Regions from separate parts of the Homo sapiens genome. Here regions 1, 2, 3, 4 and 6 are each linked to region 5. The links are chromatin loops, found by intact Hi-C in ENCODE. Cell type or tissue: IMR-90. All regions are shown on one strand. Region 1 overlaps LNX1 (ligand of numb-protein X 1). Region 2 overlaps LOC100506444 (a long non-coding RNA gene). Region 3 overlaps LOC124900702 (a long non-coding RNA gene). Region 4 has its middle 280 kb from the start of USP46. Region 5 overlaps SCFD2 (sec1 family domain containing 2). Region 6 overlaps FIP1L1 (factor interacting with PAPOLA and CPSF1).

What was found. Peaks named below come from ENCODE experiments on the same cell type or tissue, not always from the same donor. Only the 100,000 strongest peaks of a DNase experiment are listed, where the experiment ranks them.
Region 1: a loop joins it to region 5, with 3 times the contacts of the local background. A loop is called at or near these places in 3 of 110 quality-filtered maps.
Region 2: a loop joins it to region 5, with 4 times the contacts of the local background. A loop is called at or near these places in 11 of 110 quality-filtered maps.
Region 3: a loop joins it to region 5, with 7 times the contacts of the local background. A loop is called at or near these places in 37 of 110 quality-filtered maps.
Region 4: it touches region 5 in a loop (11-fold over the local background); 3 of 110 quality-filtered maps call a loop at or near these places.
Region 6: it touches region 5 in a loop (2.7-fold over the local background); 7 of 110 quality-filtered maps call a loop at or near these places.

The regions. Positions count from the first base shown.
Region 1 is chr4:53,474,324-53,478,323 of GRCh38, forward strand. LNX1 (ligand of numb-protein X 1) reads right to left here. Exons shown (of 11, transcript NM_001126328.3): 9 at 2,430-2,658. Among named protein-coding and RNA genes, the nearest start is that of LNX1-AS1, 24 kb to the right of the region's middle. In IMR-90, no CTCF peak of the experiment used is centred here; DNase peaks (open chromatin) are centred at 2,378 and 2,798; H3K27ac peaks cover 2,114 bases.
Region 2 is chr4:53,704,225-53,708,224 of GRCh38, forward strand. All of the region lies in intron 1 of LOC100506444 (a long non-coding RNA gene), which reads left to right. Among named protein-coding and RNA genes, the nearest start is that of LNX1-AS2, 110 kb to the left of the region's middle. RefSeq lists an enhancer at 1,171-1,250. In IMR-90, a CTCF peak has its summit at 2,389 (motif pointing right); a DNase peak (open chromatin) is centred at 2,407; H3K27ac peaks cover 424 bases.
Region 3 is chr4:53,907,091-53,911,090 of GRCh38, forward strand. All of the region lies in intron 1 of LOC124900702 (a long non-coding RNA gene), which reads left to right. Among named protein-coding and RNA genes, the nearest start is that of CHIC2, 160 kb to the right of the region's middle. In IMR-90, a CTCF peak has its summit at 1,734 (motif pointing right); a DNase peak (open chromatin) is centred at 1,761; H3K4me3 peaks cover 512 bases; H3K27ac peaks cover 1,209 bases.
Region 4 is chr4:52,374,567-52,378,566 of GRCh38, forward strand. No RefSeq gene overlaps it. Among named protein-coding and RNA genes, the nearest start is that of USP46, 280 kb to the right of the region's middle. RefSeq lists enhancers at 2,584-3,132, 3,133-3,680. In IMR-90, a CTCF peak has its summit at 1,741 (motif pointing right); no DNase peak of the experiment used is centred here; H3K27me3 peaks cover 878 bases.
Region 5 is chr4:53,195,880-53,199,879 of GRCh38, forward strand. The region is part of intron 4 of SCFD2 (sec1 family domain containing 2); the gene reads right to left. Among named protein-coding and RNA genes, the nearest start is that of SCFD2, 170 kb to the right of the region's middle. RefSeq lists an enhancer at 1-3,234. In IMR-90, a CTCF peak has its summit at 1,505 (motif pointing right); a DNase peak (open chromatin) is centred at 1,502; H3K4me3 peaks cover 772 bases; H3K27ac peaks cover 492 bases.
Region 6 is chr4:53,457,557-53,461,556 of GRCh38, forward strand. It overlaps FIP1L1 (factor interacting with PAPOLA and CPSF1), which reads left to right. Exons shown (of 18, transcript NM_030917.4): 17 at 1,097-1,234; 18 at 1,746-3,306. The coding sequence ends at 1,893. It overlaps LNX1 (ligand of numb-protein X 1), which reads right to left. Exons shown (of 11, transcript NM_001126328.3): 10 at 3,879-4,000; 11 at 1,745-3,486. The coding sequence ends at 3,351. Among named protein-coding and RNA genes, the nearest start is that of LNX1-AS1, 41 kb to the right of the region's middle. In IMR-90, no CTCF peak of the experiment used is centred here; a DNase peak (open chromatin) is centred at 2,145; H3K27ac peaks cover 846 bases.

The DNA of each region.
Region 1 (4,000 bases), 280 kb after region 5:
CCAACCCAACACCTGGTTTTATAAGTAAAATTTTATTGGAACACAGCCTTCCTCATTCATTCATGTATTGCCTGTGGCTGCTCTCACACCACAACAGCAGAAATGAGTAATTGCCACAGAGACTGCGTGGCCCTCAAAGCCTAAACTATCAGGCCCTTTTTAGAAAAGATTTGCCAACCTCTGACATAGAATACACAAGAAATTGATAATGGTGATCACCTTTATTGAATGAATCTGAAGGGAGGGAGACTTACTTTTTGTTCTCTTTACATTCTTTGGTGCATTCTGAATTTTCTACCATGTTTATTCTGTTACTACAGGGAGAGGATGGAATGAAAGAAACCAGGAATCTCCAGGGTTCTGAAAATCAGTGTTGTCTATGCCGGGATATCATGCTTCCTTACCACTGTCCATTTAGAGGAAATGAGCAAAGTGCAGACTCTACTTCTTCTTTTTTTTTTGAGACAGAGTCTCTCTCTGTCACCCAGGCTGGAGTGCAGTGGCGCGATCTCAGCTCACTGCAACCTCCGCCTCCTGGGTTCAAGCAATTCTCATGCCTCAGCCTCCCGAGTAGCTGGGACTACAGGCGTGTGCCACCACGCTTGGCTAATTTTTTGTATTTTTAGTAGAGATGCGGTTTTGCCATGTTGGCCAGGCTGGTCTTGAACTCCTGGTCTCAAGTGATCCACTCACCTTAGCCTCCCAAACTGCTGGGATTACAGGCATGAGCCACCACACCCAGCCCAGACTACTTCCAGCAAAAGTAGAGAAGTGCCATGCCCAAGGGCAAATGACAAAAGGTAGAGGGGAAGAAAGACATTCGCTTGGTTGTATTTGGAGCAAAAAGCACCTCACATTGTCCTCTCTTACACAAATGAATAATGAAGGACTTTGATTACATGACAGAATAGCTTTCAAACACAAAAAACAAAATAATTTTAATAGATCCTAGTTTCAGAAAGATTTTTAAAAATAAAACTTTAAAGTCATACTCTCTACTTTCACTCAGGCTCAGTTCTAAAATGTCTAAAGGGTTTTAAACTGACTCAACGCTCAGATTTTAACTGTTTAAGGACTTTTGAAAATGTACTGATTTAGAAAATAATTTATCAACTAGTGAAGGCTCAAAAAGGAATCTAGTTAATTTTGTATTTGAGGCAGGGTTTTGTTTTTCTTAAAAAACTCATTTGAAATGTAAAAAGAGAGAGAGACTTATCTCCACCCTCAAGAAAAACGTACTAAAACTAAACGTCTCACTTTCATTTTTCCATATTTAGTCCTATGCTAGTATATCTTCAGTGATGCTAATATTTAGCATTATTCACACATTGGAACAGCAAGATAATCATCTGAAGGCCAACAGTTTATGCTCTCATGCAGGTGAGCAAACACCAACTTGTCTGTTCTTTGAATAGTTCTGTACTGGCCATTTTGTAGGGCTGACCCCAAATTCTTCCCTGAAGTAATTAAGTGAGACAAGTAATTACGTCACTGTAAGGCTCTAAAATGTCACTAAAATGACAACCCAGCTACTTCCTGAAGTTTTACACAAGAACTCCTCAGGAGCAGGCCCTAAGGAGAGATGATCTAAGAAATGTCTCCAAACAAAAGGTGCTTAAACATCTTAGCAAAGGCGAAGTGCTCTGGGGCATTGTTTTATGTGCAGCCAAGGCCACTCAAAAGATAAAACTGGCTGGACATGGTGGCTCACACCTGTAATCCCAGCACTTTGCCAGGCCGAGGCAGGCAGATTGATTGAAGTCAGGAGTTTGAGACCAGCCTGGGCAACATGGTGAATCCCCGTCTCTACTAGAAATACAAAAATGAGCTGGGCGTGGTGGTGTGTGCCTGTAATCCCAGCTACTTGGGGAGGCTGAGGTAGGAGAATCATTTGAACCCAGGAGGCCAAGGTTGCAGTGAGCCGAGATTGCACCACTGCACTCTAGCCTGGGTGACAGAGCAAGACTCTATATAAAAATAAAATAAAATAAAGCCACAGAAGGCAGTCAGCCTCCCTGCAAGATCCCAGGGCTGCCACTAGCAGATTAGGCGAAGGTGAACCTTCTCCTAGGCAGTGCAACTCAGCTCCAAGGGGTGTAAACACAGGCTGGGTCTCTGCCCCCTCTGCCTGTCTGTGGAGCTCTCTGCTGCATGAACAACCTACACAGCTGTACATGGCAGTCCTGTGAGCTCCTCAACCTGAACGCCAAACAGTATTTCCACATCCAGGCTTTTGTCTTTGCCCTAGAATGTCCGCATGCATTTTCAGTTACAAATGGGAAGAGAGAATTATTTCACAGTCCCACAACCAAGACTGGGTCTAATTAAGATGCTAGTGCCATGAATCAGCCCTAGAGAGTGAAAGAGTGGTTTAAGAAATGTAATCGTTTTCTCCCACGCCCCTACAGGGATGTTGTGTTTGGACTTACCGTGGTAATTCCAGCCACATGACCCAGGATGGGGACCAGTCACTGGGTGGGGCCATGTTGTGGTTGGAGTCCAGGGCTGCTGGGCTGCTGCAGTCTTCCTGGGGCTCATACTCTTTGACTTCCAAAGCTTTGAGTACTATCGAGGATGATGTTCTTTTCAATAATGCCACTGCCTCACTCCGGCTGACCTCTGTCAGTTCGACCCCATCCACATTCAACAAAATGTCACCTGATGGCCAGAGAAGCAGAAGCTATCTTTAGTGAGAGCACAAACAGGGACTTCTGCTTAAAGTGCAAGGGGATAGGGGCTGACTGGGATTGCAGGGATGCAGAGAGGGCAAAGGTTTTCTTTGTTGACGGGAGGCTGGGTGCTCACATAGCAAATGGTAAACAGTGTGTGCATTCCAAGGTGCTGTTAAGACTTGTTTGGGGTTTTCTAAAGCACAGCTATCGGTGTTTTACACAAGAATACCGCTGAAGGAAGGAAGGAAGGGAGTGAGAGAGGAAAATTAGTCTTGTTCACTATTTAATCAAAGAAAACCTACTTTTTCACTCTTTTGTTTCTTGTTTTTAGCATAAAGTAGGAGGATTTGGCAAAAGCTCCAGCATTTGCACGGAGCCAGGCATGTAGTAGGCCTCCAGTAAATATGGATTGAATGAAAAGAAACTACCCATGAGAGTGTCTGGCAGAGGAGTCTTGGAGCTGCACTCTTAAAGAAGCAGAAAGAAAAACATTTTCATTGCTAAGGTGAAAATAGCTACTATTGGTTAAGCGCCTACTATGTGCAGGATCATTTCCATATAGATCATATAATCCTCTAGCTTATGTTCTGTTAACAAGTCATTTGTTAACAAGCCACTTTGTTTGGCCTCATCATTTTCCACCCAGATGTTTTGCAGAAAAGAGAAATTAAAATATACATCTCCCCTATTTCCATTTTCTATTTTTTTATCTTCATCCTGTTTTTTTCTGTCCCCTTTTGCTTAACTTTCTTATACAGAATAACCACAGCAAGAGCAAAAAGACAGGAGGAGAAAAAAGAGAAAGGCCTTGAGTCCTTTCTGACCCGAAAGAAGCATCTTTCAGACAGCTGACTAAATCTCTTAAGATACCATCCCCCTGTGGCTCCTCAGGCTCAGCAGCTGTACTTGGGAAACTTCACAGTTTATCTCTTGAACCTGGACTTTTAAATGGCATAATTCCTCACCCATCTGAGCTACCTACCCTCTTGAATGAATTGACAATATTATTAAGGATACATATTTGTAGAGGCAAATTTGATATCATCTTCCTTTATTTACTCAAAGTAGCCCAGAATACATGAGCTTAAAGTAGTGAAATAATTTTCACTCTGGGAAAGTATCCAGCATGATACTTTCACTTAATGAGTATTCATTGAATCAAATCTATCAAATGACTTTTTCTATCTAACCCATATAATTGAATAATTCATGAATTATTTCATGAATTCCACCACCGGATCAACCCACTAAAGAACCACTTAGAATGAATGGAACTACATTATGCCATTTAATAGAGGTAACTTGCTCATAACTGTAGCAGTTCTCTA
Region 2 (4,000 bases), 510 kb after region 5:
AGATACCAGAGGTATATGTGCAGGTTCGTTATGTGGGAATATTGCATGAGGCTGAGGTTTGGAGTATGGATCCTGTCACTTATGTAGTGAGCATAGTACCCGATAAATAGTTAATTGCTGCCCCCCATCCCCCACTGTCTAGTAGTCCACAGTATCCATTGTTCCCATATTTATGTCCATGTGTGCTCAGTGTTTAGCTCCCACTTATAAATTTGGTTTTCTGTTTCTACATTAATTTGCTTAAGATTATGGCATCCAGCTGCATACATGTTGCTGCAAAGGACATGATTTCATTCTTTTTTATGGCTGCATAGTATTCCAAATGTGTGTATATACCACATTTTCTTTATGCAGTCTTACCACTGTTGGGCACGTGGGTTGGTTCCAAGTCTTTGTTATTGTGAATAGCACAGCGGTGAACATACAAGTGCATGTGTCTTTTTGGAAGAATAATTTTGTTTTCTTTGGGCATATTTTCCTTTGAGCAAGCCCAGTAATGGGATTGCAGGGTTGAATGGAACTAGAAGTCCTACCAACTTACAGGAGGGAAGATGGGAAGGAACGGAAGCAATATGGAGAGCTTTGAGGATCCGTGGAACAAGAGGATACTTCAGAAAGACCCACACTCAGGCAAGGGGCTGGAGCCAGGCTGTGGTGACCCAGCAAGGGGCTAATGGAGCCTGGGAAACCCTGGCATGCTGAGGAGTTTAGTTCAGATCCACATTCTCTTCACTCTGGGGGCTCCTGTGAGACTGGCTCTCAAATGAAGCCCCCGGGGCTGAGTCGGCTTTCCCTTTGGACCAAGTCAAAGCCTTCCTTTATCTTTAGAAAAAAGTCTTACTCCTGTGGGGTTCCCCTGGTTTTATTGTCTATTCACTTGTTTTATTCATCCACCCGTGTCCATTCATTCTAGAAACATTTCGTGAGCATCCACTATGTGCTAATACTAGGTACCAGGGTTACAGAAATGAATTTTAAATGTAATGGAATATGGTCCCGGCCTTCCAGGAGTTCGTACTGTAACATAGGAGAGAGAGAAGTAGTTATGCTGCAGGATGATAAGGCCAGCTATGAATGTAACTGCAGGCTTGGAAAGCCCCTGAGCTGGTTGGCCTGCCAGGTGCTGAGGAAGTGTGAGTGCCCACCTGTTCCTGTGCAGAGGGAAGGAGGGTGAATGTCCACAGAGACCTCCAGAAGAGATTGCTGGTGGATGCTTACTTCCTTCTCTTGAGCTTCCTTCTCTGTGAAAAGATCTCCACTAGAGGAAACTGGCCACTGTTTACCTCTTTTACTCATCTCCCCAGGAGATGAGGAATGGCTTATCTGATTGGAGAGTTAGTTCCAGAGAGGGAGCTAGGACAGAGTGGCTCTGGTTTTTCCCTGGTGGAGATCATTTCCTTCTACTGCTCTGTGTCATAAACTTTACAGAGGTTGGCTGTGGCCAGGAAGGTGCTGCTTGTAGCCCAGTGAATGAGTTTAGTTCAAGAGAAGATATTGAAACGTCCACCTAGCTAAGATATTGAAAGCCACATTCTCCAGCCTGACTTTTATCAATATTGTCGATTTGGATCTTCATTTGCCTGATTCCTGTAACAGAGACAAAATGTACTGTTTATTGGACTCCCTCAAACTCCGTCATACATGACACTTATGTGTGTGACAGGGATGGACTCAGCTCTCTGCCTGACTGGGAGTCATCTACATCCCTTGTGCTAAGCTCTGCAGAGAGAGGAGGCACATTTTCAGGGACTTCCCTGCCTCATTCCTTGCTTGAAAGCTTCCTTCTGACCCCACTCTGCAGCAAGAAAGGAAAAAGAACTTCCAGGATGAAAACAGAAAATCTGGATCGTCCCTTTTTCAGAGTCTGTGGCAGTTCTACAAAGGTCCATGAATAGTCTTTGGTCTGAGCCTGGAATGCCCACTGATGTCCCAGATAAGACTCTGCCTGGCTGCCTGCTGTCCTCTAGGGCTGTCTTTATTTTGGAAGGGGCCCTTCTGTCAATGTGTTCTGGCTTGGCTTTCAGGAACACCTTTGCCCTGTTGTTTCTGATGCTTGACTTCCCGTGGACTGAACTTGGGATCGTATTTTTCCCTAGAAGAATATGCTGTAACCGTATTATCCTGTAACCCTTAGAAGGCAGGTCAGGATTACTGCCCCTTTTTTCTCAGAAGACAGATTACTAAGATGCCAAAAGGGACCTAAGGTAGGGAAACACCCAAACAGGATTGGCAAAAACCCAGAGGGCCCCATGTATACATCCCTTAGTATTCTCGCATCAGACAATGCCATTTTCGCCTTCATTCTATCAGCTGGTTCCTCAACAGCTAACTGGGCTGGTTCTTTTCTCCCAAATTGGACACCAAAAGCTTCAGAGTAAGCAATAGCCCAGTAGAGGGAGCTGTGTTAAACAAGATTTCCAAGCTAAAGGGTAAAATACAATCAGCCAAGCAGGTAGCCCTGTGTATAATTCGGAAACTTGTATGTTAATGGATGGTTGCCTATTCGAAAGCTCTGAGCCAGAACACAGCTTTTGCAAGGTGGTGCCTTGCGTTTTGTGGGTTGCTCAGGATCATGCATCTTGCTTCCATCAGCAGAGCATGATCTTGGCTCCACATGGCAATTCCATGGTTAGACAGGTTTGTAGCTTCCACAGGTAGCCTTGGCTCTGGGAGCGGGAGGGAAGTGGGCAGGGTCCTCTGACCTTGCACATACCAGGCAGCGCTCATGCTCACGGTCTCAGGAGATAGATTCTGTGTCACAGAAACCTATAACTTAGGGGAGTTATTAGTGACAAGCTTTGAGGGCTCTGGCTAGGAAGGAGATGCAGTGAAAGGAGAATCTTTCACAAATATTTGGAGCTTCTGTTCACCTAACTCATCTAGCTGCCCGTGGGGTCTCAGACTGGGCTAAGTTCAAATCTAGGGCAGCCCTTGGTACAATTTCATTGAATAAACCTCTGTGATCAAGAGAATTATGAAATGTGGAAAATATCAAGGAAAGCAACATGTACTGTGTGCGTGTGTGTGTGTGTGTGCATGCTTTGGTGTGTGTTTGAGTTTGCCTGAGAACAGGAGTTTCCACAATTAATCTTGGATCATGAAAGATATCTATGGCAGAGATAAGAGAGCTAGCAAACTAGCATCCTTAAGGACTCAGCAGATGCCTACAGGTTAAAAATTCATGCAGACCTGTTGGGAAATAAGAGAGAAATGAGATGGTACGTGAGGTGACTTTACTATGTGCATTTGTTTGCTGGGGCCTGTCGTCACAAAATACCACAGATTGGGAGGCTGAAACAACAGATATTTACTTTCTCACAGTTCTGAAGGCTGGAAGTCCAAGACCAAAGTGCCTGTTGGTTTCTTCTGAGGCCTCTCAGTTGGCTTGTAGATGGCTGACCTCTTGCTGCCTCTTTGAGGTCATCCCTCTGTGCACACCAGCCCTGGCATCTTTCTCTTCTTATAAGGACACAGTCATATTGGATTAATGCCCCACCCTAATGACCTCAGCGTAATCACTTCCTTAGACCTTTTCTCCAAGTATGGTTACATTCTGGAATATGCCGGCTGGGGAGGGGTGGGGTGGGTTGGAACTTCAACACATGAATTTTGGGGGAAACAGATTCAGCCCATAACACTGTGTATGTCTATGGGGACAAAGAATTGTACTGATTAAGGTAAATTATGTTAGTTGTTATAACTGATAAATTCTGAAGTCTTAGAGCATAATACAAACAAAATCTATTTTTCACTCCCATGAAAGTCCATTTCAATCGGCCAGTCTATGGCTGTAGAAAATGCAGTCATTCCCAGACCTACCTGCCATCTTCAACACATGTTGTGTCCATGGATATTTTGAAAGGAGAAGTCAGAAGGAAAGTATGGACAAGGCAAAAGACTCTCAATGGCCTTCACCCAGAAGTGACACATTACTTCCACTTACACTGCATCAGCAGGAGCTGGTCTTATGCATGCATCTAGAGGAAAGGGGTCTGGGCAA
Region 3 (4,000 bases), 710 kb after region 5:
CATCAGAGGCTCTTAGCAGGAAGAAAACAACTAAACAGATTCATTTCTTGACTTTCTTCTTTGATAGATATTTTCTTACTCTTAAATATACTTTACTCCTGATAATTTAGAGATCTATCGTTGGTGAGAGGATATCATGAATTATGAGTCCTTGCATTCTTTTTATAAAGGTAATATCCCCGGTTTGATGAGACAGAAATTTGCAATAGCATCTTTGCAGGGCTTTTCAAAGAGTAGTGGGAATGGAAAAGTTCCCTGGGACCCATTTCCTGACTGTTCCATTCGTGCTGATCACGACTTTAACCATGTTTTTCAAGCTGCCAATCAAAGCACACGTTCTATAAAATACAATTCCCTGGTAGGCACAGTGGAGCTAAATATTTGTCCCTAGAACTGTCCTGGGAGAGAAAGGACATAAAGTTGCTGCCACTAGGTTAAAATTTAAGAACAAAATTATAGGAAGCAGACTCCAAACTATTTTCTTAAATTAATTCTTCCTTTTCCAACCAGAACACAATCTCCCCTATTGTCATGTACGCCCTGATGCCTAGTTGGGTACACAGCAAATGTACACACATATCTGATGATTTACTGATGGACTGAATCCTCACAAATATTACATTTAAAGCTTTCAGATCAAATTAAATAATTTGCATTTGGGCAAACAGCCAACAGCACTCTAAACTGTACTCCTAACTAACGTTATTCCCTCCTCTACCTCTTCATCCCTGGTGTTCTCTGCAGACCTTCCAAATACAAACTCACTTTCACAAGAAAAAAAATAACTGCAAAGTATGATTCAGGTCAGCCAAGAAAGGAGGTCATATTAATTTTATTTTTCTTGCTCTGTTTCCCAGGCTGGCATGCAGTGGCATGATCTCGGCTCACCGCAACCTCTGCCTCCCAGGTGCAACTGATTATCCTGCCTCAGCCTCCTGAGTAGCTGGATTACAGGTACCTGCCACTACGACTGGCTAATTTTTGTAGTTTTAGTAAAGATGGGGTTTCACCATGTTGGCCAGGCTGGTCTCAAACTCCTGACCATAGATGATCCACCGCCTTGTCCTCCCAAAGTGCTGGGATTACAGGCATGAGCCACTGCACCCAGCCCATATTAATTTTTAATTTCTGTTTATGCCTATGAAAAATGTATAAGTTGTTCTACAAACAGAAATGCACTTCTCTTGCTAGGGTTGCCTCAATAAATTTAAGCAACGTGGCACTATATTTCCTTTATAAAGCTCCTTCCTACATATCTCACACAACACACAAGAAAGTCATAACCAAATTATTTAAGAAGAATTTCTCAAAACACTAAGACAAAAGCCGTCTCTTCTAAATGAGTAACGTGGAAGGTAATCTTGTTCCCTTACTGCTGACATGTAGCTTTCTGCCTGGGGTTTTATCTTTAACTCCCTGGTAATCCAAACGGAGCAGGAAAACCTCAGACAATAGAGCCTCTTTTTTGCTTTACATCCACTTTTTTGGGGTCGGCACCGAACAACCATCATTAAATGGTTTCTGGCGCAAAGTGGCAGGCTTGGGTAAGCTGAAATGTTTATGACACCAAAATAAAGATGTTCCACACTGCTGAAACCGGGGAGTCACGCAGAGAACAACTGAAATGGAATTACACACCAAGGTTTACTTAACTAGCACGACTTTAACTCGTGTCTGCCTGATACACTTACCAAAGAGAAGTGGCAGAAACCCAGGGTGGACAAAAGAGGGCAGTGTTCACTATGTCTTTCATCTCAGCTCTTCGCTCTTTATCAAATTGCCACTGAGCCAAGAGAAAACTATGTCCAGCATTTCATAACACAGGAAGTGGGGAAGCAGATTAGATATTGGGCTCTGCAGTCACCACAAAATAAGCAGTGTGCTCGTAAAAGTCACTTTTTTCCCTAGACGAAAGCTTAACCATTGGTGAGTTTTGGGGTTTGGTTTCTGTTTTTCAGTATGATCGGCTAAACCTCTCCAGGAAAATAATGGAATATGTAATATTTCTCAAACTATAACAGGTTATAAGGTTTATTTAGTTCAAAGCACTCATTTTTGCAGATGAGGACCAGGTTTCTACATTTGTCAGTGGCTTCTCCTTGTGCTCAGATATCATCAGTATGTGGGGAGGGGAAGACAGACTTCCCTCTTGGAGCTATTTAGAGAATTTTTAGTCATTTCAGAATAGAATCCATGTACGCCCTGTACACAAAAAAATTTAGGTCCCAGAAAGGGAATCTTGTCCCCTGCCCTGGATGTCATCATATTGGGTCGAACTTCATTCACATTCTTTGGGAAAAGCTTATGTGGACATGTCATTGTACCCAATAAAGGATTGCAGCCTCAGCACTCAAAAAGTGCACATTTTGCCCAGGTATCTGTCTATTCTTAGTTATAGATATCTAGTGTCATCTTTTAATAGGGAAAGACTCTTTAATTCTTTTGTAATTCCTGTTGTCCTATACATATTTTTGAGCTCCTGCGATGTATAAGCCTCTGTTGTTAGACATGCAGAAGTGAAAAGGACACAGTTCTAGCCTTTAATAAACTAAGCATCAAATAAGAATCAGATGGCCGGGCGGATCGCTTGAGGTCAGGAGTTCGAGACCAACCTGACCAACATGGAGAAACCCCATCTCTACTAAAAATACAAAATTAGCCGGGCGTGGTGGTACATGCCTGTAATCCCAGCTACTGGGGAGGCTGAGGCGGGAGAATCGCTTGAACCTTGGAGGCGGAGGTTGTGGTGAGCTGAGATCACGCCATTGCACTCCAGCCTGGGCAACAACAGTGAAACTCCGTCTCAGAAAAAAAAAAAAGAATCAGACAAGGCAGAACCAACCTTGTCAGTAACCGTAATACATCAACAACCATAATACAAGGCAGAATGGGGTTGGCTTAGAAGAAAAATACAAATTGCCAAAGAAGAGATTGTATTCATCAGGAGTGGAGAACTGAGGGAAACTTCACAAAAGAGAGAGCTGTGGAGTCGGGTTCATAGAATAGGTGGGCTTCCAGCGGGGTGTGGTGGCTCATAGCTGTAATCCCAGCACTTTGGGAGGCCAAGGTAGGCAGATCACCTGAGGTCGGGAGTTCGAGACCAGCCTGACCAACATGGAGAAACCCCGTCTCTACTAAAAATACAAAATTAGCTGGGTATGGTGGCACATGCCTGTAATCCCAGCTACTCAGGAGGCTGAGGCAAGAGAATCCCTTGAACCCAGGAGGCAGAGGTTGCAGTGAGCCAAGATTGCGCCATTGCACTCCAGCCTGGGCAACAAGAATGAAACTCCGTCTCAAAAAAAAAAAAAAAAAAAAAAAGGTGGGTTTCCAGAGGCACAGGGATGGTGAAGCTGAACAAAGGCAAAGAGGTAGGAGAGTGTGGGCCCAGTGAGCAGCCACGCACTTACACTCGCAAAGGGAAGAGATCAAATAAATGGCTTGAAATGCCAGTGAAAGCCTGCAGAGAGCTTCAACGTCAGGCTGGTGGACTTGATTCCCAAGGCAACCACAGGAAAGCACCAAAGGTTTTTGATGCAAGCAGGAACATGATGGGAGCTAATTTTAGGAAAATTGGTCTGCCATGAAGATGTGGAGCAGATTCAAAGGGAAAGCAGAGACAAGGAGGCCAAGGAAGGCACTGTTAGTGCTTAAACAGATGTAACGAAGTTTTGTGGTAGACACAACCCAAAAGGAAAGACAGGTACAAGTGTAAGACGCACAGTGTTTCAAAGTGTTTTGCCAACAAAGTAAATGTTGAAAAGCGAAGTTATAGCGAGGGAAGACTGAAAAAGTAATTCATAAAAGCACTAAGGGAAGGCTGAAATGCTGGGTGGGGTAAGAAACTCAGGAGTTTGGCCTTGAGTGTGTTGACTTGGATACTTCTACAAAATATAGATGGGGAGATGTCCAAGGAATCGCTGAAAACCAGGACTGGTGCTCAGAGAAAGGTTAGAAGAAGGTCACATTCCAAATCAAGGTATACCTGGCTGATGCTTGA
Region 4 (4,000 bases), 820 kb before region 5:
AGCTGGGACTACAGGCATGCACAACCATGCCCGACTAATTTTTTTGTATTTTTAGTAGAGATGGAGTTTCGCTATGTTGACCAGGCTGGTCTCAAACTCCCGAGCTCAAGTGATCCGCCCGCCTCAGCCTCCCAAAATGCTAGGCTTGCAGGAGTGAGCCAACATGCCTGGCCTCAGTTACTCTTAATCAGGGTGGACTGTGATGCTTCTCCCTGAGATAGAAGCGGATCTGGAGGAAGGCACAGCATTGGAGATATTGACAAGATGGGCAGCTGGTGGAATACAAGAGATATCTGAGCAGGTGAGTATGTGGGCTTGAATTTTAATCCATGAACAGGTGGGAAGTGCAACACACATTGTCATTTCAGTTCCTTCAACTTAAATATGATTCTGATTCACTGTCCTACATCTTAGATCAACTTGTGTAGATGGTAAAGTTCATTGGAATTGACTCACAGTGAAAAGCAAATACTGTTGCTAACTGAATTACGTTGGAGTGCCTACTGAGAATGTGACAGGGAAGGGAGGAGGGAGGAACAGATCTCGAAGCTGCATGGTTCCTGGGATACACAGCGTGATGGACTCGCTCTTGCTGGTAGGAAACTGCATTTTCCCAAAAGGCCCTGACTCTCCAGGGTGAGGTCCTTGGTCTGAAACCCTGAGCAGAAATCCTTGTTCCAGTAGCTGCAGTAGCCCAGGAAGCAGCAGCAGGCCCTGACTTTCTCGTGTTGGGCAGCCTGCTCCGTGGAGTTGGTCTCAGTGGTCTTCCTTCTGCTCTTGCAGCCAAGTTCTTGGGTTCAGGGGTTGGCTTTTAATGGCCTTCCGCCCTGGAAAACGCACCACCCCGGAGAAGCTCTGAACAGAGGCACTTCACAGGCCTGTCTACCCCCAAAAGATGTTTTTTTAACACAGATGGCTTCCAGGGGAAAAGGGCACACAGGCTTTCACCTTGAATCGGGTGCGATTGTGAAGACTGATCCCCAGAGACTTGGCCCTCCCCACCTCCCACCCCCTTCTATCTTCCCTCCACCACCTCATCCCTGGAGGCTCTCTGAGGACCAGTCCAGGCCACACCCTAGCTCTATGGTAGGAAACCCATCAGAGGGTTGCAAAGTGCCTCGCTGTCACCCCAAATTCAGTGCTAAGTGCAGTGCTGGATGCAGTCGCAGACCCTGACATGCTAAGGAGATTGAAGGAAGATTGTGACCCATCACTAGTCCATACCACCAGCAGTGCATGTTGATAATTTCAGAAATCAAATGATCTGGGGAAGCACCATTATAGTATATTGTATTTGTGTGTGTTAAAAAGACCAATTAAGCTGGACGTGGTGTTGCATGCCTGTGGTCCCAGGTACTCAGGAGGCTGAGTGGGAGGATGGCTTGAGCCCAGTAGGTGGAGGCTGCAGTGAGCTATGATCACACAACTGCATTCCAGCCTGGGCAACAGGGCAAGACCCTGTCCCTTAAAAAGTGTTAAAAATTAAAAAATAAAAAAAAAGACCAATAAGCTAAACATGTTTTAAATATCACAATTGCCATTTCTTCATTAAAAAAAAAACCGAGAACCTCAAGTAGTGAAACTTGTCTGACATTGTCTTGTCATCTAGGACACTTGCTTCTCCCTCACCCACCCATCCCTAGAAACTTGTCCATTGATCTCCTGAGTTAAACAGGAAAAAGAAAAAAGAAAAAGAAAAAGAAAAAGAAAGCAATAATTTGACCAGCAGGGGGCAGCAAGAGACAAAAATAAAACAATCGATTTAGCTTCCCCAGCCCCCAACTTTGCCTGAAATTCTAGATTAGAATGGTTTAAATTGGGAAAAGGATGGTGGAGGAGTGGGGATGGAATCCAAACCACAGAATCCAAATTCATAAAGTTAAGTGGATGCAGAACTTGCTAGAACAAGATTTACAGAGGACGATAGCCAGACAGTCATTTTTTTTTTTCTTGAATTCTATGGAAGAAGGCCGCCCAGCAGATATTTAAAGAGAATCTGGCTGTCTTTGACGATGTCCACGAACTCAGTAACATACATGTTATTTGGGAAATATCCTATAGATAAAGATGAAAGAAAGTGGTTCCCTTTGAAAATTCACCCCACCGTGAATTGAAAATGTGGGTCTCACTACGGGGCAGGAGTACCTGGGCAGCTGGGGTGTCTGGCATCCAGCCCTGGGCATCTCAGGACCCACCTGACCAGGTGAGGAGAAGTGGAAGACTCTGGGAAGAAAGATGGGTGGGCCTTGTGGTCCTGGATGGAATCTCTTACTTCCTGATGAATCCTTAATGTGTATTAAAATGTCAACCCTGATACAAAGAAACGTGGACCCTAAGGAAGAGAGTAAGAGGACACAGAGAAGGAAATTGTGGTCGTGGGAGGCTTCCTCATGGGAAATGTTTATTTGGGGTCCTTGGCTGAAATGGTGGAATTAAAAGTCCTGTAGCCTTCAGGACACGTGAGCTTGTGCCTATTACAGGGACTCTGTATTAGTTTCCTAGGGCTGCCATAACAAAAGTACTACCAACAGGGTGGCATGTGACAACAAAAAATTATTCTCTCACGTTCTGGAGGAGAGAAGTCCAAAACCAGTGTGTTGGCAGACCACGTTCCTCCAAAGCCCCTAAAGAAAAATTATTCTGTATTAGTCTGTTTTCAAACTGATATAAAGTACTACCTGAGGGCGCGGGGCCAGGATGGGTGGGTGACTAGAAACAGCCCTGATCGGAGGTTCCATCAAAAAGAAATATAATAAGTGTGTGAGTGCTTCACTGGCAACCAGGGTATCCAGGTTCTCTCATCAGAACTGACTAGGCGGCTGGAGTGATCCACGGAGAGGAAGGAAGAGCAGTGTTGTGTGGTGGCCCACTTAAGAGCCTCCCAGGGCCGGGGAGTGCCCACCCCCGCCAGCCAAGGGAGGCAGTGAGTGAGCTGCTACCCGGCTGGGGAAACAGTGATTTTTCCATGGAACTGCCCAACTCATGGATCGGAAGATCCCACTTGGGAACCCACACCACTAGGGCCTAGCATCCCCACCTCAGACCCTCGCAGATTCTCATCAGCCTCTCAGCTGGAATCTGCTTAAGCCTACGGAGTTTGGAGCTCGGCGGTCGGGGGGTGGTGGTGCGGAGGAGTGACCAGCACCACAGCTGTGGCTACCTGCTGTCTAAGCCCTTTGAGCTCCTCGGGGGAGGGGCAGCAGCCAGCACTGGGACTCACAACAGCCTAACACGCTAACCTTCCTGCGCTGGGGAAGGACAGCCTCCATCTCTATAGCTCCAGGCTGTGCTTTTCTCCTGCTGGAGCCAGGGAGGCTGGACAGCTTGGTCCCAAGATGTATCCCCCACAGCCCAACACATCAGCTGTGGCAGACTGTGGCCAGAGGTTTCTTCAGGCCTGACCCTGACTCATCCTTCCTCACTGGGTGGGGGTTCCCTGCAGGAACTCCAATAACTCCAGCCAAAGACTCAGGGACAGAACCTAGATCTCCCTGGGCCTGAGCCCCTAGCGGAAGGGGTGGCTGCAGTCTCTGTGGACCAGCAGACTTAGCCTTTCCTCCTGGTAGTTCTGAAGGATCCAGGCAGCCCAGATGAATGGGTTTCCCCCCAGCGAAGCACACCCCTTCCACCAAGGGATAGTCAAAGTGCTTCATTAAATGGGTCTTGTTCCCCATGCAACCCAACTGGTGACATTCTAAAAAAGGGATGTCAGACACCCTATACAGGAGCGATCCTATTGGCATCAGGTCAGTGCCCTTCAAGGTCAGAGATGCCAGCAGAAGGAGCAGACATGCATCTTTGCTGTTCTCCAGCCTCTTGAGTGACATCTCTAGGTGTGGAAGTGAACCAGACCAATAGGGCCTGAAGTGAACCCCCAGCAAACAACAGCAGCCGTACAGAAGAGGGACCTGACCATTGAAAGAAAAAGAAACAAACAGAAAGCAACAACAGCAGCATCAACAACAATAACAAAAAAAAAAAACCCATAAAAACCCCATCC
Region 5 (4,000 bases):
AAGACTTAACATCACCATATGTGAAATATCAAATAAATAGCTACTCTAATCTCAAATGGTAATCTTTCCTTTCAGCCTTTCTCATTTTATTGGACCAAATATTTCAAGCCTCATCTGTGTTCTATTACAATCCTAAAGACAACATGATATCTAGGATAGTGTTTATATATAAAAATAATTTTAGATCAGGAGGTGACAGAAACTGATGTCCAGATTCCATTACCCTAAGACTTCATGTAATTACTTTGTCTTTTTAAAAATCCTTAAATGATCATTTTCTCCTTTGGCACAGAGTCTTTTGACTCCTCTTTTGATGCCAACATAGTCTCATCATGAAAATAAATTGAAAGTAGGTGGTCTGGTTAGTCTTCACAATGCTACATTTTAATCAGGCAAAGCAGTGAAAAACATGATTGTCGAAATGCTGGCGTGTCTTCAAACAACAGTGTATGCTGTCCATTTTACTCTCAGTGAAAAAGCTCTTCAAGAGATTTCGATAAAGGTTTCCTTCCTACTTGCAGTCCACATTTGTAATGTTTATATAAGTGGAGGATATAAATCTTTCTCCAATGAACCCCATGGTTTTTAAAGCAGATTCTTGTTATAAACTGCCTGTTTCCGTTTTGCCTGCCTAAGCAAGCCAGGCAAAGACCATTCGCGAGAGACTGGAACTAATTTAATGTGCTCCAGGTTTAAGCCCCTAGCCTCTGCGCCTTTGCAGGGAGATTTTACACAGTGGATTACTGCTGACTTTAACAATGATTCATATGATAAGTGGCTTTTGATTTGTTTTTTAATGTCAGAAAATATGCATTGGCAAAAGAAATGTCATTGAAATCATTTCGTTAAAGCAATATCCATAAAAAGGGGTGGGGGAAGGAGAATTCAACTTTTCATCAAAAAAAAAAAAGTCTAAATCATGCCAATGTCTTGTTCACATAAATTTATAGTTTTACTCAATGCAAAAGAATACAAAGCTATTTAGAGACAGCTAGATTTAAGACTGGATGAACTGCAAGATAGGATTGGTTGAATCGATATACTTTACCACAAAATTGGTTATTATTATTAAAATACCAAAGCCACACGGAAGATAGACAAAAGCATCATTCTTTATCCAGCCTCAAAGACACCCTGTGTGCTTTTTTCAAAGATTCACAATTCCTTGAAACCAACACTAATTAAAACAGAAACACATTCACAAAACCCGGAGTAAGATCCATCATCCCAAAGCATGGCGGGGGAGGAAAATTTCCTCTGTTTAACTCAAAGGAACAGAGCAGCAACAACATTAATTCAAAAGAAAACAAACTGAGAAACAAAAGTATGTATTATACTATTATTCTAGAGTTCTGCATTTAAGAGGCCTGAACTGTTCATCAAAACATACTTTCAAAATGCCAAATGTAATAAGATATGCTTGTCCCCAATCATCTGTTAGTTTCTTCTGGTTTTTCTTGAAGTTCCTTTGAAAGGATTATCCAAAGTCTTACAGTAGGGGGCAGTATTGTAACATCATGCTCACACTTAAAAGGACTCCAGGTCAGCCCAAAAGAGGAAAAAGGGCCATTATTCATAAAGACTTAACTATGTTGGCATAATTACAGAAATTATTACAAAATTTCAGATTTTTTCCCCAAAGCCTAACCTGCTTTCTTACCACCTACCTATAATATTAAGATGTCTTAAACAATAGAAAAAGCAAATGCTTTTTATTGAAAAAGTCTGTCCAACAATCTGATACATGCTGATTGCTGTTTAGCAGTGAAAGAACTATTTATTGAATGTCATATTTCAAAAGCATGAAGACTTCTCCAATTGCAAATATCCAGATGTTCTTTATTGTAAATATGACATTAGAAGATGGCAAAAAAAAAAAAAAAAAAAAGAAATGAATATTTCATCTTGCTCTAAAATGAAATGCAGAGCTGGTTTATAAACACAAGTCAATGTAACCTATGCTAATGAGATGTTAATTTCAAAAATATGGGGTAAAAAAATATTTACAAGTATAAGAATGTCTTCATATTTTCCAGGAATAAACCTTTTCTTTCCATCTGTCTAGGATGGCTCTTGGCTGGCCTGCTAGGAAATATGGAAACTGAAACTATTTGTACTTAATGCTTGGCTTCCAATGACTTAACAAAATTCTGGGAGTTTGCGGACAGGAAAATGCAAAGTCCTCACCATGTCCCAAGATAAAACATATAGATATATAATGGCAATTTTTTTCCATGCATAATGGTGATCCATATGGATTTCTCTTAATTCTGGAAATACGAGTGATTGCAGCTTTTATTTAATAATTGAAAGCCTTAAGGTCACTAAACAAAACAATAATTACTGTATTTGACTTTAAAAGAATCAAACCTCCTATCATCTTAGGCAAGTACTGTTGTTTATCTTCATCTTCAATTTCAACTCAAATTGAGTTGCTTGTTTTCTGCCTGCTGGCTTTAAGGGGACGGGCTGTTATAAATTCAAACAGGATTTTTTTAAATCTAATAATTTCAACTAAAAAATTATATTAAAAGTATTATTTTATAGACACATAATCTAATATTTTAAATGTAAAAAAAGAGATCCTAAGAATACTAAAACCTATGAAATATCATATGAAGCCAGCAATTATTGTAATCATGTTTAAATGCTATAAATTTTCAGTTTCAGTACTTCAAGTTATAGTTTATTCTAGTCTTATTATTATACATTATACTCTCTCTACTTGTCCATTTTTGTTTAAGTTGTTTTGGAGTTGGGGATGTTTTGGTTTTATGCTGTGTGAGTGAATGTGTGTGTGTGTGCATGTGTGTATACATGTGTTCATTTAAAGATCCTATAAGAACCCTCATATGTATACTTCTTGGAGAATATGGACTGCTCCTATGCTTTATCACCCAGGTTTTCTCAACTGTTGTGATAGGTTCCTTTTCAAGACTTAACAGAAAAACTGTGCCTATAATTACCATCAAATTTCCCTCAAATTGAGCTAAACAGCATACATTTGAGTTGCCAAATGGGACATAATTCTTCATAATTACCGTCCAAAAGAGCTTGTGACAGTTACAACAAAGTAATTCACTAATGGAAGAGCACCAGGTATGCATTTTCCTGAAACATCTGTTTGAAATGCTGGGTCATTTGAAGAGTATGTAAAATGCTCCCATCTTCTAATTAGTTTCTCACCAACCAAAATATCACTGCCAAACTTAACTAGTTTGAGGGGCCAAGGTTCTTCTGTAGCAAAGCCAATATAACCACTCAGTCCCTCTAAAGGCAAGCACTTGTTTCATCTCTGAGTGATGGCATTTGTGATGGAAAAGAAGGCAGCATTTCCTTCTAATAATAACATTTTTCCTTATTATTTCATTTCTCCATCATCTGTAGTCAGAAAGCACCCTGACATACTACATAAAATGCTTGCTTATTTTCTTGCTTCTCTCCCTTCTTTATCTATCTGATCGAATGAGAGGGGAGATGATTACAAACAACAGAGTATGAACTTTGGGTTGTGTAGTATAAGAAGAAATACATTTGGTTTTTGTTTCTGGTTCCTGGCAAAGAGCACCAAAAACCTTTAGAATTTCCTGAGTGATAAGAGTATCATTGTTTATTCATAACTAGCTCTTTTTGATTCATAACTAGCTGACTTTATGTTAATAAGGTAACTTAGGGTAGGATCCCTAGATAGCCTCAGGATGGGGCTGGTCATCAGAAAGATCAAGTAATTAGAGGGTTGAAGGGGGTGGGACTTCAGATTGAGCTCTACAAAAACTCCTTAGCAGCAAGACTTGATGAACTTCCCAGCTGGCGAACACATCAACAACATGCTGGAAAGGTGGAATGACCAGAAAGGGCATGGAAGCTACCTGTCCCCGTACAAAATAAGTAGCACTGGGTAGCTTAAACAAGAGAAATCTATTTTCTCAGTTTTAGAAGCTGGAAGTTTGACATCAGGGTGTCAGTATGACCAGGTTCTGGTAAGGGCTCTCTTCCTGCT
Region 6 (4,000 bases), 260 kb after region 5:
GCTGACATGTCTTTTAAAACATGGCTTATAGTTGTCACCTGACTATGTTAAACCCTGAGATTCCTTACCATCTTGATGTTTCATACAAATTACTACTTTCATAATTCATATTAAACACTTCTAGAAATCAAAGCTCTTCAGCATATTCTTCTAAAAGATTATTTTATTCTAAGTGAATTTACTGATGTTAAGTTGTAGAAAGTGTTGACTTCTATGCTAAACATAAAAAAAGAAAAAGGAAGAAATAAGAGACTTGAAGGATAAAGAGAAAGATGGAAAGAGAATGTCAGTTAAAGGACATGAAAGGAAAAGAAGTCTAGGGAGGTAAAGAAAGACCACCCTCTAACTCTAGCCATTAGTCTCAGTTTCACCAGTCTGTGTAATTCAATCCAAAATCAGAAAATGGAGATGCAGCTTCTATTTATGCAGTTGAAATTATTAGCCATGTAGCCCCCCTGCCCACACAGATGTAATTAGGATGTCAGAATGCAGGTATGTCCAATCTGCATTTTGTATGGATGCTGTAGAAGTTGCTTTGATGTCTCTGTTCTTTATTTTTATACTTCTCTATTTGATGAATATTTAGTAATAAACCTAAAGTTTAAAAACTTATTTGCTTTCTGTTTTGTAGTAATTGTGAGTCGTGTATTTTTATAATGTTAAACGTATGTCCAAGACTTTCCAAGAATATTGATTAGAAATCTGAGATATACAAATACTATTTTAATTCTAAAAGGAGCAAAAATTTTAAAAGCTGATAACAATTTAAATCAGTTGCAGATCTCACTTTTTCAAGAAATGAAAAAACCAAAGCATTGTTATATTAAATCTTTTTAACAGCTATGAAAGCACAGAACAAAATTGGTCATTTAACATGTGTAATTATTATATATTTATATTCTTAGCTCTAGTGCTATTTTGAGAACAAGCATTATTTTCCTCTCAATTCAACGAATATTTCTTCCTCACTAATGTTATAAAAGATGCTAATGTGAGGATTTTGGATTTGGACTGCAGATCACATCTCTTTTACAGTTTGAATCCATTCAGAATTAATGGTCCAGTTGTCAAGAAAACATTTCTATTTCAATTTCAGCGATGAAGAACGATACAGATACAGGGAATATGCAGAAAGAGGTTATGAGCGTCACAGAGCAAGTCGAGAAAAAGAAGAACGACATAGAGAAAGACGACACAGGGAGAAAGAGGAAACCAGACATAAGTCTTCTCGAAGGTTTGCTCTTTAATAAAATAGTGAACCAATAGTATGTGAGAGATTTTGACTTACTACATTGTCGCATTGGAAGAGGGGAAATTTTGGCCTATGAACCAGTCTTGCTTGGTTTCATTAAAGAAAAATTCAGGGCCTTGTCTCAAATTTTTTTAAAAAAGCATTAAACAAAATACCTATTGTTTGCCAAAAATCAACCCTATACAGTATTTCCGGTTTTGAGTTAATGCCTGTTTCTAATTTGTTACTGTATATTATAATATGCATTTCAGAAGCTGTGTATAGGCACTGGGAATCTGAGATAATATCAGTGAAGATGGCCCTATAAAATAAATACAATCCCTGCATAAAAGTCACATAAAACTGATTATTCCTCACATTATATTTATGAGAAAATGCATTAGATTATTTTAAACCCAGTGTTATATTGAGAATTTCCTTAGAGTGATTGGATTTTTGTCACTGATTGTGTATTTAAACAGAACACACCTTTTTTTTTTTTTTTTTTTTCCAGTAATAGTAGACGTCGCCATGAAAGTGAAGAAGGAGATAGTCACAGGAGACACAAACACAAAAAATCTAAAAGAAGCAAAGAAGGAAAAGAAGCGGGCAGTGAGCCTGCCCCTGAACAGGAGAGCACCGAAGCTACACCTGCAGAATAGGCATGGTTTTGGCCTTTTGTGTATATTAGTACCAGAAGTAGATACTATAAATCTTGTTATTTTTCTGGATAATGTTTAAGAAATTTACCTTAAATCTTGTTCTGTTTGTTAGTATGAAAAGTTAACTTTTTTTCCAAAATAAAAGAGTGAATTTTTCATGTTAAGTTAAAAATCTTTGTCTTGTACTATTTCAAAAATAAAAAGACAGCAATGACTTTATATCCAAGAAAGGAATGTGAATGAGTCACTTAACAGGGAATCTAAAGAGCTGTGTTAGCTGTGTACATACACAGATTATCTGAGAAAAGGTCAAGGGTTCCACTTGGGCCACAGTTTTTTTGTTAATCAAACACCACTCTCTTAAGAGGCTGCATCACAAAAGGCAACAAAGGGCCCCTCTAAGGCTTGAGATTAAAACTAGTCTTTATCATTACTGCTGTGACACTCTTGCTTAGTATATTAAGAGACTCATACATTTTTGATATCACAACTTTTTGATGGCTTTTCAATATTCTAAATTTGGGTTCCTGGTGAAACCAAATGGGGTACACTTTCATATCCAAATTAATAAAACCTATAAGGCATCTGGGTGGCCTCTATGAAATAAATTAATTAATTACCCATAGTGTAGTTTCTAGGAGGCATGTGTACACACACTCTTCATTGTGGCACAAATTTAAATCGCCTCATGACCATGTCTGTGAGCCAGGGTCAAGCTGGTTTGGCCTTCTTGATGCATTTTCCAAGGCCCACTGGTGGAGCAGCATGAGTTTTTATACAGTTACTAACGATTGTGGAAAAAAAGAGCTTTAGCCATTTCTTACTAAAAACAAAACAAGTTTATAATTAATTCTCTGAGCGAGCATTTTTAGGGATAAGCCTAGGAGGTATTCATCGGTGATGGTAACAAATAACATGGTATTTGAAAGAATAAATTACTAGGATCTTTTAAATAGTGATAATACAAAAGTAATCTTAATTAGTATCACATACTAAAAGACAACTATAACTTCTGAAAAATATTTATTCTTGTTTGATGAAAGCAACGTTTCTCAGCAATGCATTTTAAAAAATATTTTAGCTGTAAATTAAAAATGGCCATAATGTACCCTTGGCAGACTTCAGCATATACCAAATTTTAAATTTAAATCAGCTTGAATTCAGTGGGGTATACAAATCATTTTAGTTGTTTTAGGGCTTTTTATTGAATAGAAAAAATATAAACAATGTTGTAGAGTAATGAGAAATCCTCCACACTGAAAAAAAACTAGTAGTTTTAATTTTTTTGGAATCATATTTTCTGAGGTGTAACTGGCTTTCATTAGATGATCATACTTTTCCTGACATTTTTACAATGTATTCTTTCTTTAAATATAAAAACTGACAAGATAAATATAGTGTTTCAACTTCTTAGCCTATTTGTGATTTTTCTGTTTTCCTCTGACCCATCATTGATTCTATAAAAAAGTGCCAGGCCAAGAAACAATAGTTAGAGTAATTCTTCCTTTAAGTTCTTTCAGCAGTCTTGCCAAGCAAGCATGTATCATTCCTGATGTACTTCTACCATTGACAGCAAGAAGAATATCACCACATCTAAAAAAAAAAACAAAACAAGATATGATTAGTATTTTAATTCGTTGCTGAAGTTAATGCAAGTTTATCTTAGTGGTGCTAGATTTTGCTACATCTGACCATTTTAATTATGTTAACTTCTAATTGAGATATTTCTTGCCTCTTATTTACATTCTCCAAACTCACTATCCATTCAGCTTGTGTTAGAAGGAATGCTAAAAGTATGGGGAGTTGTAGTATGGGACCAAGAATATGTGTAATTATTTTGGATTTCTCAGAAGTTGAATGCTACGTACATACTTTTAATCCCCACAAAGTATAATAAATACATGCCTTATCTCAAATGGGGCCAAGCTTTGGCATTTATGAAACAACATTTAATACAAGTATTTTTGATTAGTCATTATTATTACCTAATTCTTCCATCATTGTATGCTGGTGTTCCTTCAACAATGGATTTGATGAAAAAAGGTTTGTTTCCATTGTATTCTTCATAACCTCCTACAATGCAGAAGCCCAGACTTCCAGCTGTGTT